2 separate regions of the Homo sapiens genome follow, and region 1 is linked to region 2. A link is a contact called in ENCODE Hi-C or POLR2A ChIA-PET data. All regions are on one chromosome and are shown on one strand. Each heading gives the region's core, a stretch centred on a gene start or an enhancer-like site at or near the end of the contact. The rest is flanking DNA. Distances are from core to core; before and after follow the strand shown.

Region 1 (4,870 bases), core at 200-2,699, 77 kb before region 2:
GCCCTCCAGCCTTCATGACCAAGTGAGACTCTGTCTAAAAAAAAAAAAAAAAAAAAAAGATGTATTTTATAGATTACTTTGGCTAATGGAGCATCTTTCAAACTTCTTTGGTTGAATCCATGAGAAGAAATATATTTTATAATGAAACTCATCACATATGCTTGTGTGTGTGCCTGCGGTTATAGCTGAAAAAAAAATGCCCATGAAATAGTACATAACCTTCCTACATGCAATGCACTTTGATATTTTCTATTATATTTTTTAAATGGTGGTCATAATCTAATCAATTAATTTTACAACCCACTAAAAGGTTAAGACCCACAGTTTCAAAAACATACAGCATGGGGCCATCCAATTGAGCATCCTGTCCACATGATTGTCTCTTACTTCTAACACAACCATTCTTTGCCATTTTGAGACCTATAACACCTTTCATTGTCCTTTATTTTATGTTTCTATGTCCTGGATCCTTAATTATATCTTTTGAAATAAAAACAAAGTTTTAGGTCAGGCAAGGTGGCTTATGCCTGTAATCCTCAGCACTTTCGAATGCCAAGGAGAGTGGCTTGACTTGAGCCCAGGAGTTTGAGACCAACCTGGGCAACATGGCAAAATCCTGTTTCTACACAAAATTAAAAAAAAAAATTAACTGGGCATGGTGGTGCATGCCTGTAGTGCCATCTACTTAGGAGGCTGAGGTGAGAGGATCACCTGAGCTCGTGAGGCCAAGGCTACAGTGAGCCACGATCGTGCCACTGCATTCCAGCTTGGGCAACAGAGTGAGACCCTGTCTCAAAAAAATATGTTTTTATTCTTACTTGGAAACTCACAATTTTCTATCACAATGGAGGAAACAAAAGAACTCTCGAAAATTGTTTTCAGAGGGAAGTGAGTTTATATTTGCAGAAAATTTAAGGGAGTAGATTGTTCTGTCTTCCACAGGAAATTTCATGACACAAAATATAGAAGATAATCCGAAGCAAAAATTATCTGCCTGTTGAGGTCTGAATCAGGATGTGAAAGTTGCTCAGAGACAAGACATTGAGCAAAATATATGAGGAAAAAAATATTCAGTCCTACTGGTTCCTATCTCCACCTACCCACCTCACCAGGATTGCTAATGGTGATTGCTAGTGGGCTGTATTCCAAGGACTTAGTATCAAGTAATTTAAGATTTTCTGTTGTATCTCGACCCAAGAAGAATCAATCTTCTTGACTCTTCTCCCCCTGACTACACACATTCAAATTTTGTAAAGTATGATTCCCTCTTTCATTGACAGAAACACAACCAATATCCACAGTTTTTGCTTAGATGACCTACAAACATGTAAAGCTGTGAAAATCCTAGGAAATGACTCCAATGCAAATAAATGCCAGCTCCAGAACTCTACCTGCATTCCTGAGCCAGGATGGAACTGTCCTGAGCCAGATGAGACCAACTTGCAGAATTCCACATCCTGAGACTTCCTTTCCTTTCTGTTTCACACACATATTTTCTAATGTTAGTGTGTATAACCTGCTGACCTTTGCCCCCACTGGAATTTCTGAGCAAGCTACACATGCTCAGCAGGGTTAGGGAAGTAATTTGAGTTTCAACCACAGCGTTTTTAATTTTTTTACTTTAATCTTTATCCTTCAAACATGATGCCTTAGATACATTCTACCCCCCAAAATCTCAAAATATTAGTGGTAGAATGGTGACCCCTTCTCTCCCTTTTTCTTTTTTTTTTTCTCTCTTCCAATTTGCTGATTTTCCTACATTTTCTTCAATGAATTATGAGGTGAGGGAGATTTTCTTTAATTGCTTGAGGAAAAATTATACTCTTCTTCCTCTTAAAATATCAAGGAGCTTGCGCAAAGCTCTTAACTGGTTTGTTCTTAGCTGAGTATCAAAGGCAAGGTCAGAAGAATATGACACTTTTATGTATAGTAGCAATTTTTTAAGATAGGCTTTCTTTCTAAGCAGCTTAGGTCCTTCAGGTTCATATCCTGTATCCCTTTGTCATTTGGTAGCGCTAAGCCTCAGTTTTCATATCAGGAAAATGAAACTAATAATAGTTTATTATTCATGGTGGTGTTGAGAAGGATTACATCAGATCATCACAGCATGCATGCAGCACACTCATGTCCCCTGATCAAGCACACTTGTAAACATTTTCATTATTTTTATTGTTACTTTTGCCTTGGGATTCCTCTTCCAAAGCCAGAGCCCCTAATCCTGGATAGAAAGAGGACTCCAGCAGCATAACAGAGGCAAAGCTTTACTCCTAGCCTTCCCAGAGATTTCTCCCCAATGAACAGCCAGTCTTGTGACTGGAAACTGTGGGAAAGACCTCTAAGATGAAGATGTAATCTAGTGAGTATCCCATGACAGACCATCAAACCCACTGAATAAGACTGGACTGCTGCTCCAAACAGGCTCCCCAGGGACAAACGTTTACCCTGCCCTTACTAACAGTCCCCAAAAAGCATGCTGTCAGTGACAGAGTGAAGGTGAGTGAAGCCCCCCTGAAGATGCCCCAGCGGGGAGGTGCACCCACAACATGGGTATGAGGAGCGGATAACGTGAGGTAAAAGGAAGCCTGGGTCTGCAACTCATGTTGACAACATTACCCAGATTTCCCCAGACCCCACAGCTTTAACCCTATGTCCTAGAACCATGAGCTGGGAACACATGAACTCAGAATGGGGTTCACACATATCCCCAGATCCCAGAGTTTCCTGCCAGGCCTCTTGACTGGGAAATCTTTGCAGACCCTTATGGAGGTGCCAAGGCCATCTCCAAATTTTCCAGATTTATTGAAAAGATAACTTCCTGGCTGGGAATGTTCAAAGTAAACCACTAAACTGGAGAGGGAGAGACTTTCAGATTCCCTAAGGCCAGCTCACTGTTCTTTTGAATGCCCTTTACCATACCTAAGCCTTTAGAGACACTGGTGAAGTAAATGGTGAACTCTGGCTACTCTCTCAACCCAGAAGATTAGTCTAAGAAAGGTTTTCATGATATAAATGTTAGAAACTGATTATCTAGGCCAGGCGCGGTGGCTCACGCCTGTAATTCCAGCACTTTGGGAGGCCGAGGCGGGCGGATCATGAGGTCAGGAGATCGAGACCATCCTGGCTAATACGGTGAAACCCTGTCTCTACTAAAAACACAAAAAATTAGCCGGGTGTGATGGCGGGTGCCTGTAGTCCCAGCTTCTGGGGAGGCTGAGGCAGGAGAATGGCGTGAACCCGGGAGGCGGAGCTTGCAGTGAGCTGAGATCACGCCACTGCACTCCAGCCTGGGCAACAGAGCGAGACTCCGTCTCAAAAAAAAGAAACTGATTATCTAAACCTCAATCTCAAGAAATGGAGCTGCAGACACAGCATAACATTCCCCTGCATTTCTCAGTCTCCAAATTTGGGCCCAGAGCCCTGGAGACCCAGGAGGCTGAGAAGAGCAAAACAAGACATTTTGCCTCATGCTTCATTCCCATCTCCTGCAATTTCCTGTCAAATCTGCAGCTGTTTTCTACACCACGGCTTTACAAGGCTCATAGTAACCTCTCTCAGACAGAGGAAGACTCTAGGGTTCAACTGGGTCATCCTCCTGCCTCTCAGCAACTACACCCAACTCGTGAGATACACTCACATCTTTGTAAATTTGACTTCCCTTAAATATCTTTTAATCTCTTTCCAGGTTGAAACTTTTATAGATGTCAGGGTTGCACATTCTGATGTAGAGTAAGAAGGAAGGAGTTGTTCCCTAAATTTTCCCTTTCTTCCCATGTGCAGAGTTTCTGATTTGCACTTAACAGGAGGCTTTGTAACATGTACACCACAGCCATGTATTACAGAAACCACAGGTTTCCAGTGAATACTCCTGGGTTGGTTCAGTCCTTTGTGCAATGTACAAAATCTGGTTACATTTCAGGTCCTGGAACTTCCTGAGATATAAGGGATGATGGGGAGGAAGTGTTAAAGGTAAATGTGGTTTTGAGCCAGGATGATTGAGGCGTGGTCTCTGATAGAATAAGCAAGTCAAGAAGCAGAAAAACATTATAAAAGTTAAGATAGCAAGAGAACAGATTTGTGCGCACATTTTAGTTCATCAATGGGAGTGGAATCATGTATTTACTTATTTAGAGAGAAGGTCTTGCCTTGTCTCCCAGGCTGGAGTACAGTGATCATGTGTGATCACGGCTCACTGCAGCCTTAACCTCCTAGCTCAAGCGATCCTCACACCTCAGCCCCTTTTCCCACACTCCCAGGTAGCTGAGACTATAGGCATGCACCACCACGCCTGGCTAGTTTTTATTTTATTGTACAGATGGGGTCTCACTATGTTGCCCTGGCTTGTCTCAAACTGGGGCTCAGGTGATCCTCCTGACTGAGTAAAATCATTTTAGAGGGCTTTACACCTTCATTCTGGATTCAGAAAATATGAATCTCATTAGATAAATGAGATTGTTTCTAAAGACTTGAGGCAGGGAAGATTGCTGTGCTGCAGAAACTATTATTTGTCACAGGAGGTAACTGGAAGCATAGGAAGGAGATCCTGCAAGATAATATGAAAAATTATTTGATACTTATATATAGATTTAATAATTCTTCCATTTCTGGCATAGTCTTCAAGGAAAAGGGAAATTGTAGGGGTGATTGTAGGGGAACTAACAAGGCTTCCTCTCCCTAAGTCAACTCTGAGTTCTGAACACATTTCAGTATTTGAGAACAGTTCTCAAGTCCCCCCAAAACCTTCTATTTTTTAGTAGAATAGTCTCAGTTCCATCAAGTGATGGTTTCCAAAACCCTCAACACTCACTCTCTTCTGGATATGTTTTAGTTCATCAATATTCTTCTAAAAATATAGCATCTAGACTAGCAGAAA
Region 2 (5,635 bases), core at 984-3,483:
TAGGACAATGTAAGTACAGCCTTTAACAGGGTGCCTGATACAGCATAGAGGTGCCATTAAAGTCAGTGAGGCTGTTCTTTACACATGTCCTAATAGCAACAAATACATATCAGATTTGAATGATTTTGCAGTTGGCCACCCACCAACCAGCTCTGCCTGGATAATTAGGAGATGCCAAAATGACTTATTTCTTTCCCTGTTACACACACATGTATACTCATATATTTACACACACACAAAGGCAATGCTGTTCAAAGGAAGCAGCAATTAATTTCTGGTTGGGAAACTAAGCACCCAGGACCAGAGGAAAGGGAGAATAGGAAGGTAAAATACTGTCAGGAAGGGCGGAGTGAAGAGCTACAACAGTATCTCAGGATGCTGGGGAAGGTAGGCTTAGACCCAGAGACAAAGAAGTGACATCTTAGAAAGCCAGACACAAACATTAGCCCGAGATGAGGACATACTGTTGGTTTGGGGAACAGGAAGAAAAATCAAACAAGTTAAGGACTCTCTCCAAAGGAGGTCTGGGATCCGTCTTGAATTTGTATGCTCCAAACTCTGTATAGTTAGGTCATTTATGTAATTCTTACTGCCTGTAGCAGAGTAGTTGCTGCTCTGATCTGAATGTATTTCATAATTTCCAAAAGTAATAGCTAACAGCTATGAAGCACTTTCTGTAAGCCAGACATTGTGCTAAGCCCTTTATATGCATAAAGAGAATAACTCTATGGAATAAGTACACTCTTCTTCCTATTTTACAAATGAGAATGCTTTGAAAGGTAGTTAACTTGCTAAGCCTCACAAACTTAGTCTTGTGGTAGGAATATGACACATCCAGGTCCATCTGATTCCAACACTGAGGCTCTCAGAACTGTGCTGTGTGCCCATACCTACTGGTATGAAAATCCCTTTATTAATTAACAAGGATTTGCCCAGCAAGTGCTTTGAGGAAGAAACATCAGGGCTGCAAGATGAATGAGACAAGGTTCCTACTGTCACATAATGTTCAGTACCACAAAGGAGCCAGATAAATGCTCACCATTTATTAAAAAGAGTCACGTATGAAGAGTTGCCAGACACAAAACACAAGGTGCTCGGTTAAATTTCAATTTCACATAAGTGACAAATTTGCTTAAGTATTTCCTATGCGATATTTGGGCCATACTTAAACAAATGTATTTGTTTGACAAGAAGTTGAAATTTGACTGGGTGTCCTTATTTTATCTGGTGTATTTTACCTGGTATTTTATCTGGTGACTCTATCATGTAATTGGTTTTATGACAGAGATTTAAAGTAGAAACGCAGAAGTGAGAGCCCTGGAAACAAAATCAAGGTATGAGAAATGGCAAACAGGTATGAGAAACGGCAAACAGATGGGATGCCAAGCTAACTCAGAAGAAAAGGAGATTGTACCTAGTTGTGTAGTTAGGAAGGGCTACAAGGTAGTATTTGAGCTTGACCTTAAATGTGAATAGGGTTTGTTCGTATGTGAAAGGGCAGAGATGACGTTCCAGGCCAAGAGAACAATGTGAGCAAGCGTGTGGAGGTGGGGAAAGCAAAGTTATAACTCAATAATGAATTGAGATTGTTTAGAACCTGAGTTTTTCTGAGTCCAGAGTCCATAACTATTACATCTCATGAGTTAGAGAAGAATGAGGTCTTCAGAAGGTAAACACCAGCAATAGCAGTTGATTGGAAACAGATTGTGCAGGGACTAGAATACCAGGCTGAAGCCTATAGGCTTAGTTAAAAATAACTCAGTATGAGGGAACACATAACATTTCGAGATCATTTTATGTCCAAGTCATAGCTAACAGAGAGACTCCAGCAGCCTTTGGAAGTGAGAATGAAGAGAGCAGCCAGAACCCCAAAGCAGGTCAGTTAGCCAGATGCTGCCCCCACCACCCCTGGGCCCACATCTGCGAGGATGTCCCACAGTGTAGCTTGGTGTAGTGGAACCAAGAAGGCCTATGGCATTTTATTGGCCAAAGATGCATTTGGCTTCAGCTAGATGTCTGTATCCAAGGAACAATATCCACCTTATACTTGTTTTTACTAAAAAAAAAAAAAAAAAGAAAGAAAGAAAAAAGAAAGAAAAAAAGAAAAAAAAAGTGCAAAGTGCATCTCCCTTGTAAGTCAGAGAAAAAAAAGGAAAACCCTTTAACAAACTTACTCATGATTGTGCTGACCCTTAAAAATGCTTTCCTGATGAGTAATTGGGTAGAGAGAATAGTCATTCTAGCCTTATCTTGGTTGCAAAAATGTGTCCTTTCACCCAGTTGTTTTACCTGCAGAGGGTGGAGTGTGAGCAGACTTTGGAGTAAGGGCGGGAGGGGTTGGGGCAGGTAAAGTGGACAAACATGTGTTGTCTGCTTGTTACCAGTGACTCATTTGAGAGCACCTGGTTTCTTGGGGCTACACTTTCATGTAGTTTCTCATCCTGAAGAGCAACTTGCCACATAGGCATTCACCCAGTTACTCATCCAGCTGAAGCTCTGGAGACAGGCAAAGAATTAACCAATTAATAACCATACCCAAGATCTCAATATTGAAGAGCTTTGTGAATTATGTGCATTGGGGGCAGGAGAGTCCTTTAGGAAAATCAGCTCCTCACAGGCAATATGTTGACTGAAACCTTTCCCAGCCAGAAAAAGAACAGCAGTGGCCACCAACATAACCAAAAGCAGCTGTTATTTGCAAAGATATGCCGAATGTTCAAAGGTACGTATTATCCAGTGTCCGCTTAGGCCAAGAACTACAAGATCAACAAAATTGATAGACCGCTAGCAAGACTAATAAAGAAGAAAAGAGAGAAGAATCAAATAGATGCAATAAAAAATCATAAAGGGGATATCACCACCGATCCCACAGATATACAAACTACCATCAGAGAATACTACAAAAACCTCTACGCAAATAAACGGGAAAATCTAGAAGAAATGGATAGATTCCTGGACACATACACCCTCCCAAGACTAAACCAGGAAGAAGTTGAATCTCTGAATAGACCAATAACAGGCTCTGAAATTGTGGCAATAATCAATAGCATACCAACCAAAAAGAGTCCAGGACCAGATGGATTCACAGCAGAATTCTACCAGAGGTACAAGGAGGAGCTGGTACCATTCCTTCTGAAACTATTCCAATCAATAGAAAAAGAGGGAAACCTCCCTAACTCATTTTATGAGGCCAGTATCGTCCAGATACCAAAGCCTGGCAGAGACACAACAAAAAAAGAGAATTTTAGACCAATCTCCTTGACCAACATTGATGCAAAAATCCTCAGTAAAATACTGGCAAACCGAATCCAGCAGCACATCAAAAAGTTTATCCACCAAAATCAAGTGGGCTTCATCCCTGGGATGCAAGGCTGGTTCAAAATACACAAATCAATAAATGTAATCCAGCATATAAACAGAACCAAAGACAAAAACCACATGATTATCTCAATAGATGCAGAAAAGGCCTTTGACAAAATTCAACAATGCTTCATGCTAAAAACTCTCAATAAATTAGGTATTAATGGGACGTATCTCAAAATAATAAGAACTATCTATGACAAACCCACAGCCAATATCATACTGAATGGGCAAAAACTGGAAGCATTCCCTTTGAAAACTGGCACAAGACAGGGATGCCCTCTCTCACCACTCCTATTCAACATAGTGTTGGAAGTTCTGGCCAGGGCAATTAGACAGGAGAAGGAAATAAAAGGTATTCAATAAGGAAAAGAGGAAGTCAAATTGTCCCTGTTTGCAGATGACATGATTGTATATCTAGAAAACCCCATTGTCTCAGCCCAAAATCTCCTTAAGCTGATAAGCAACCTTAGCAAAATCTCAGGATACAAAATCAATGCACAAAAATCACAAGCATTCTTATACACCAGTAACAGACAAACAGAGAGCCAAATCATGAGTGAACTCCCATTCACAATTGCTTCAAAGAGAATAAAATACCTAGGAATCCAACTTACGAGGGACGTGAAGGACCTCTTCAAGGAGAACTACAAACCACTGCTCAGTGAAATAAAAGAGGATGCAAACAAATGGAAGAACATTCCATGCTCATGGGTAGGAAGAATCAATATCTTGAAAATGGCCCTACTGCCCAAGATAATTTATGGATTCAATGCCATCCCCATCAAGCTACCAATGACTTTCTTCACAGAATTGGAAAAAATTACTTTAAAGTTCATATGGAACCAAAAAAGAGCCCACATCGCCAAGTCAATCCTAAGCCAAAAGAACAAAGCTGGAGGCATCATGCTACCTGACTTCAAACTATACTACAAGGCTACAGTAACCAAAACAGCATGGTACTGGTACCAAAACAGAGATATAGATCAATGGAACACAACAGAGCCCTCAGAAATAATGCCGCATATCTACAACTATCTGATCTTTGACAAACCTGACAAAAACAAGAAATGAGGAAAGGATTCCCTATTTAATAAATGGTGCTGGGAAAACTGGCTAGCCATATGTAGGAAGCTGAAACTGGATCCCTTCCTTACACCTTATACAAAAATTAATTCAAGATGGATTAAAGACTTACATGTTAGACCTAAAACCATAAAAATCCTACAAGAAAACCTAGGCAATACCATTCAGGACATAGGCATGGGCAAGGACTTCACGTCTAAAACACCAAAAGCAATAGCAACAAAAGCCAAAATTGACAAATGAGATCTAATTAAACTAAAGAGCTTCTGTACAGCAAAAGAAACTACCATCAGAGTGAACAGGCAACCTATAAAATGGGAGAAAATTTTCACAACCTACTCATCTGACAAAGGGCTAATATCCAGAATCCACAATGAACTCAAACAAATTTACAAGAAAAAAACAAACAACCCCATCAAAAAGTGGGCAAAGGATATGAACAGACACTTCTCAAAAGAAGACATTTATGCAGCCAAAAGACACATGAAAAAATGCTCATCATCACTGGCCATCAGAGAAATGAAAATCAAAACCACAATGAGATACCATCTCACACCAGTTAAAATGGCAATCATTAAAAAGTCAGGAAACAACAGGTGCTGGAGAGGATGTGGAGATATAGGAACACTTTTACACTGTTGGTGGGACTGTAAACTAGTTCAACCATTGTGGAAGTCAGTGTGGTGATTCCTCAGGGATCTAGAACTAGAAATACCATTTGATCCAGCCATCCCATTACTGGGTATATACCCAAAGGACTATAAATCATGCTGCTATAAAGACACATGCACACGTATGTTCATTGCGGCACTATTCACAATAGCAAAGACTTGGAACGAACCCAAATGTCCAACAACGATAGACTGGATTAAGAAAATGTGGCACATATACACCATGGAACTCACCATAAAATATGATGAGTTCATGTCCTTTGTAGGGACATGGATGAAACTGGAAATCATTATTCTCAGCAAACTATCGCAAGGACGAAAAACCAAACACCGCATGTTCTCACTCGTAGGTGGGAATTGAACAATGAGAACACATGGACACAGGAAGGGGAACATCACACTCCAGGGATTGTTGTGGGGTGGGGGGTGGGGGAGGGATACCATTAGGAGATATACCTAATGCTAAATGACGAGTTAATGGGTGCAGTACAGCAACATGGCACATGTATACATATGTA

The links. Hi-C counts contacts between places; a loop is a spot of excess contacts on that map. ChIA-PET counts read pairs that join two places held with the same protein, here RNA polymerase II (POLR2A). Pooled maps may share reads with other maps.
Region 1: a loop to region 2 is called in a map of Caco-2, with 6 times the contacts of the local background. The contact joins two enhancer-like sites. A Hi-C loop is called at or near these places in 3 of 168 maps with a recorded cell type or tissue (Caco-2, Calu3 and PC-9) and 2 of 50 pooled maps. POLR2A ChIA-PET finds 5 or more read pairs at or near these places in 5 of 52 experiments (BJ, Caco-2, H1 and 2 more).

Annotation. Positions count from the first base shown.
Region 1 is chr6:47,110,427-47,115,296 of GRCh38, forward strand. No RefSeq gene overlaps it. Among named protein-coding and RNA genes, the nearest start is that of ADGRF1, 71 kb to the left of the region's middle. RefSeq lists an enhancer at 2,652-2,821. Within about 2 kb of position 1,450, at least 2 of the 41 ENCODE cell types and tissues checked have a DNase peak (open chromatin) inside an H3K27ac peak, as active enhancers do; they include PC-9, where a contact is called at or near this core.
Region 2 is chr6:47,186,443-47,192,077 of GRCh38, forward strand. No RefSeq gene overlaps it. Among named protein-coding and RNA genes, the nearest start is that of TNFRSF21, 120 kb to the right of the region's middle. Within about 2 kb of position 2,234, at least 3 of the 41 ENCODE cell types and tissues checked have a DNase peak (open chromatin) inside an H3K27ac peak, as active enhancers do; they include PC-9, where a contact is called at or near this core.